Linked DNA regions of Mus musculus: region 2 is linked to region 1. Evidence: chromatin loops called from intact Hi-C (ENCODE). Cell type or tissue: left cerebral cortex. All regions are shown on one strand.

The links. A loop is a pair of places that touch in the nucleus more often than their neighbours do. Peaks named below come from ENCODE experiments on the same cell type or tissue, not always from the same donor. Only the 100,000 strongest peaks of a DNase experiment are listed, where the experiment ranks them.
Region 2: it touches region 1 in a loop (2.6-fold over the local background); 1 of 42 quality-filtered maps calls a loop at or near these places.

The regions. Positions count from the first base shown.
Region 1 is chr3:68,674,222-68,676,721 of GRCm38, reverse strand. No RefSeq gene overlaps it. Among named protein-coding and RNA genes, the nearest start is that of Il12a, 16 kb to the left of the region's middle. In left cerebral cortex, no CTCF peak of the experiment used is centred here; DNase peaks (open chromatin) are centred at 152, 1,107 and 1,364; H3K27ac peaks cover 1,928 bases.
Region 2 is chr3:68,573,145-68,575,644 of GRCm38, reverse strand. The region is part of intron 5 of Iqschfp (Iqcj and Schip1 fusion protein); the gene reads right to left. The region is part of intron 2 of Schip1 (schwannomin interacting protein 1); the gene reads right to left. Among named protein-coding and RNA genes, the nearest start is that of Gm22073, 27 kb to the right of the region's middle. In left cerebral cortex, no CTCF peak of the experiment used is centred here; DNase peaks (open chromatin) are centred at 821, 1,438, 1,894, 2,218 and 1 more place; H3K4me3 peaks cover 2,500 bases; H3K27ac peaks cover 2,500 bases.

The DNA.
Region 1 (2,500 bases):
TGCAAATATTTATTTTAAATTTGCTCCCCTTTCTTCCTTAACTATTTTTGCATTATTTGAATTATATCTGATCACATGCGTACAGAGGCACAGACTCCCTGCTTTGAGTTCTGAACAAGCTCTGGGTGGGCATAGCAAAAAAAGACAGATTTTATAAGCGGGAATTGCTTGATGAACTATTTATAAAGATAACTGCTTGGCACGTGTGCACAAGGCTGCCTTCTTTAGAGGGTTAAGGGCGTATCTGAGAGATCGGGCACTGATTTAGCACACATTAAAAACCTTGGATTTGCTCACCATAACTGGCACCCCTCAAATTAACAACATAAGTCAGTGTAGACTTGTGCAAATATGGCGATTTGCAACTTACTCGGAGAATATCAGCCAACCAAAATGAAATGCACTGGGGTGGGGGGAGGGGAGCAGGGCGGTGGGGAGACAGAGGGTGAGCATCAGGTCACTCGGGACTGCTAAGTCTTTTCTGTATTTGTTTCTACCTTGTTTACTTTTGAAATGGCCAAGGACAGCTGGACACCCTAGCTCATGCCAGGAGTCCCAGTGTGAAGGCTGAGAGAGGAGGATTTTGAGTTCAAGGATAGCTGGCCTAAGGAAACAACAAAATTTAAAAAGCAAACAAAAGGCCAAAGAGTTTGTGACTTGATTCATTCACCAAAGCTGGTCTAAGTATAGTCCGGGTAGAAAGGGAGGCATTACAGGGGGCAAAGGTACCTAAAGGTTACTTACTACCCCCAGGATACAATAAGAAGGCATGAAGGTACACTCTACATAGCTCATACCAAAGAAATAAAAGAAAGCTTAAGAAATCCAGGACACAGAGAAACACTGTCTCGAAAAACCAAAAACCAAACCAAACCAAACCAAACCAAACCAAACCAAACCAAACCAACAACAAAAACAACAAAAAAACATCAACAACTAAAAAGCAAAACAGCAACACCGAGGTAAGAGGCTGGCGAGATGGTGCAGCAGTTAAGAGCACTGGCTGCTCTTACAGAGAAGCCGGCTTATTTCCCAGCATCCACTGCGGCTCCTACATCAGACACAGAGCCCCAGAGTCTGAATTTTACCGATATGGATGTGCGACTTCCACCTTTCAAGGATATTCCATTTGCTTGCCAAGGAGTCGGTACAAACACCTTGTGAACAGTGTCCCAGCATGTCTCTGTGAACCCCAAAATGGGTCAGGAAGGCATTAAACAGAAGTGGGTTGTCCCTAGATGATATGTAAGAACACTAGCATAAAAAGCTTTTATGGTCTGTCTCAATTATTTAATCTCTGCCAGTTCAGATGAGCGTCCTCTGCCTCTGTGCTAATCCACACCGACATGTGAAGTGAGGCAAGCTATTCCCGTAGCATTCAGGAACGGAAATAGAGGTGTCAGAGGAACTTGGGAAGCAGAAATGAAGAAATGACGTCCATATAATAGCTGCTGTTTAAAAATATACTGTGAAAACTGCCAACAGGGCTGTGCATAGATGCAGCAGGTCTGGAGAAGTGCTGGCCATTTTGAGCCATTTTCTCTGATGGTTACAAACAGCTTCAACCACAGAGGCTGTGTCTATAGATATTTTCTGAGACTGATTCTCTAAGTTGCACTCTAAAAGTAATCACAAAGGTATGTGTTTTCCTTATTGGAAGGAACCTTAAAGGGCTTCATTTCCAAACCCTTTGTTCAATGGAGGTAGTAACGTAATATGACCCAGAGTGGAGAGGTGACCTGCTAAAGTCAAGTTAATGATTTATGTCAAGAGCCAGAAGAGATCTGGGGCCCTCAACTCCCACCAGAGTCCTTTCTCTTGCTCTGCAAGGCCTTGATTAATAAACTACCTGCTTCCTGAAAACTAACCTGCAGGGGTCATTCTTATATGGTGCTCGGGACACTTCCATCCTCAGAAGTATAGCTTGTCTTTCTTGGGGAAACCCAGACTTTTGGGGTCATACACACATAGCCATGTTCTGTGTTTTTGAGGAAGGGATGAGGGTGATTTTGAGTTTCATGTGTGCAAGTGTGTATGTGTGTGTGTAGTGTGTTCCTTTCTTTAAAAAAATTATTTGTTCTTCTATAATGAGCCTGTTATTGCTTGTGTCTTCAAAAAAACTAAACCATTTTAAGAAATATTATAGGGTCCAGATTATAAACAGGTGTCATACTCATATGGGCAAGGCAAACACTCTACCAAGTATGTGTGTGTGTGTGTGTGTGTGTGTGTGTGTGTGTATGTATGTATGTGTGTGTATGTATGTGCATGTATATGTGTATATATATGTGTGTGTGTGTTTGTGTGTGTATATATATATATATATATATATATATATATATATATATATTTAAAAAGCACCAAGATAGATATTTTTCTTTTAAACAAAGTTGTATTATGTAATTCTGGTTGGCTCAGAACTTGCTATGTAAATCAGACTGACCTCAGACTCTTATGATGGCACACCTGTCTCTTCTTCATGTGCTAGAATTAAAGGCAA
Region 2 (2,500 bases), 100 kb after region 1:
GAAAATGGACGTAAGGGGAAAGAGGGCAACCCGCATCCCTCACAGAAAGGCAAGTCCGAAGAGGGAAGGAGGAGAGTATTCACAATGCCTTTTTACTTGGTCAGACATGTCTGCCCATGCACGGTACTGGAGACCTTAGAAAAGAAGCCATTCTCATACAGCAATGGAAACCAAACACAGACAGTGAAGTAAAATTGGTACTCATTGGTGGTGGCAAATGCTTACTATAAAGACAAATTTGGGAACTATAATGAAAAGTAGGAAAACTTGAGGCTTGTCTAAAGAGGCGGCACCCCCAGAAAAGGCCTGAAGAAAGAACAAGGTGTAGGGTAGGGTTGCTCAGTGCACTGTGAATTCCAGATGAAGGGCTAACAATGTTTTAGCACAAGTATGCACCCAATGGTAAATGTGACAAGCCTCTGGGGGTGGGGTTGGGGAGGGGAGTGTACCAGGTGGACCAGAGGGACTGAACGGACGAGTAAAGGCAAGCAGAGCTGGACCCCAGGAGGAAATGGAGGTGAGGGGATGGAGAGGTGGGAGACACTGGTATAAAGCCCAGGTCCTGTGAATAACAAGGTTCCTCTTCTAAGCGGGATGATAAACTTTCAAGATATTTGGGGATGTGGCACATGATAAGACCTTGATTTTAACAGCTTATTCTGGATACCATGTTGGAAACAAACTGTGAGTGATGAGAGACAAGGACAGAGACCAGTAAGTCGTTTAGAAGAACCCTGTTGCCATCTGATGATATAGCACTGGCAGCATCTATATGTGTGCGCCAAGATATGCACACAGCATTCAGGAGCCTGGAGTCTGAGCCCCCACTCATAGCTGCTCCATTAGAAGGCCCTCCAGAAATCCCACTAGACATCACGGATGCGAGAAAATAATCAACCTGCCAACGAACCTCTGTTAACCCCTTAGGAGCGCTCACCTGCTGGGATTGGCGACATGGGCATTCAGCACTGGGGAGGCACAGGCCGGATGACATTTGTGAGCTCCAAGCCTGTCTTGTATACAGAGTGAAATTCTGGTTCAAAAAAATAAAACAAAACAAAAAGCCCTACTAGCCTAAGCAATATGCCACAACTGCTCTACACTGCCATTTTAACATACAAATAGGTCCCAGGCCAAAAAAAAAAAAAAAAAAAAGCGGCGGCGGGGGGGGGGGGGGCAAGTTTCTGAGGAAAAAAAATGTTGATAACACCAGTGACTTGGGACTGCATCAAGCTAAGGATTTAGAGAAATCATTTTTTTCTAAACCCAATCGTATGTGACGCCAGATGGGTTCTAAAACTAAGGTTTCTAAGCAGGATTAAGACTTGGCATCAGGGCTAACATTTCTGTTTTTGTTAGCTAGCCCTGAAGGGAAGCATTTCAGAAGAGTCCACACACGTGCCCCCATTGGTGATACACCGTCTATTAACTATCATCACAACCCCAACACGCATGATTTTACTGCAGAAAGAAGCAATAAAGCCTTCAAAACTGTTAAACATACAGTGCCACTGTTAAATACTCAGTTCCTGACAAGTCACATCTGTCTTCCTTTGGAAGAAACATTTGGCTAACGTGGCCCCTCCCTCTCCAGATGAAACTGCTGATAATGACCAATTTTTCACCTTCCAAAAACAATGACTTTGTGCTTGGCCTAGTGAAAAAAAAAAAAACCCACAGGGAGTGTACCTCTCTCTAGTAACCTCCCCTTTGACATAAATTACAAAGCTTCTCTGAAAAGAAAGACGGAAGACTGTTTTAATTATGACACTAATTTAATCTCCTACAGCCCTATTGAGCCATCTACACATGAGGCTGTCCATGGATGCCGGATGTACCCCACCCTACACGCGTGCCTTTTCTCAGTTCTCTCACTTTCTCATGGAAAGAACGCCCGTGAAACACAAATCCTGATACCTAAGGATCTATATGTGGAGCCAAATGTCTCGTCAAATGAAAATGCCACAAAGCAGGCCTATGATTATAAAATTCTGATTATTAAGCACAAAAATAGTACCCAGACATATTTCATAGGCACGCTTCACTTAGCTAGCTAGCAACAGCTGCCTTCCTGGAGTCTTGTGAAATGCACCACTTTCCGCCTGCAGACATTCACACTGAAATGTGACCCTCAGAGAAACACCTGCTTGGCTCAGGTAACCCACCTCTCACCAGGAAGAGGCTTTGTTAAGCTAGAGAGCTGGTCTCTGAGAAACTCCATCAGGTGAGTAAATATCTCAATGCCAGCCACCCAGGATGTCCACCAGCCAGGCCAGCCACTGCATAGAGCAGTTTCTCTGAGAACATTCTTGCTGTTTACAGTGTTGCCTCTACAGCCCAAGTGGTAGGAAGGAGTTATGAAACACTCACTCGGGAAAGGAGCTTTGGAAATTGTCTGAAGTGGTGAATTCCTAACCCCAGATAGCAAATTAGCACATTAAAAGATGAACATGTGTTACTGAATATTTTTTCTATGTGAAGTTTGTAATCCACACTGGTA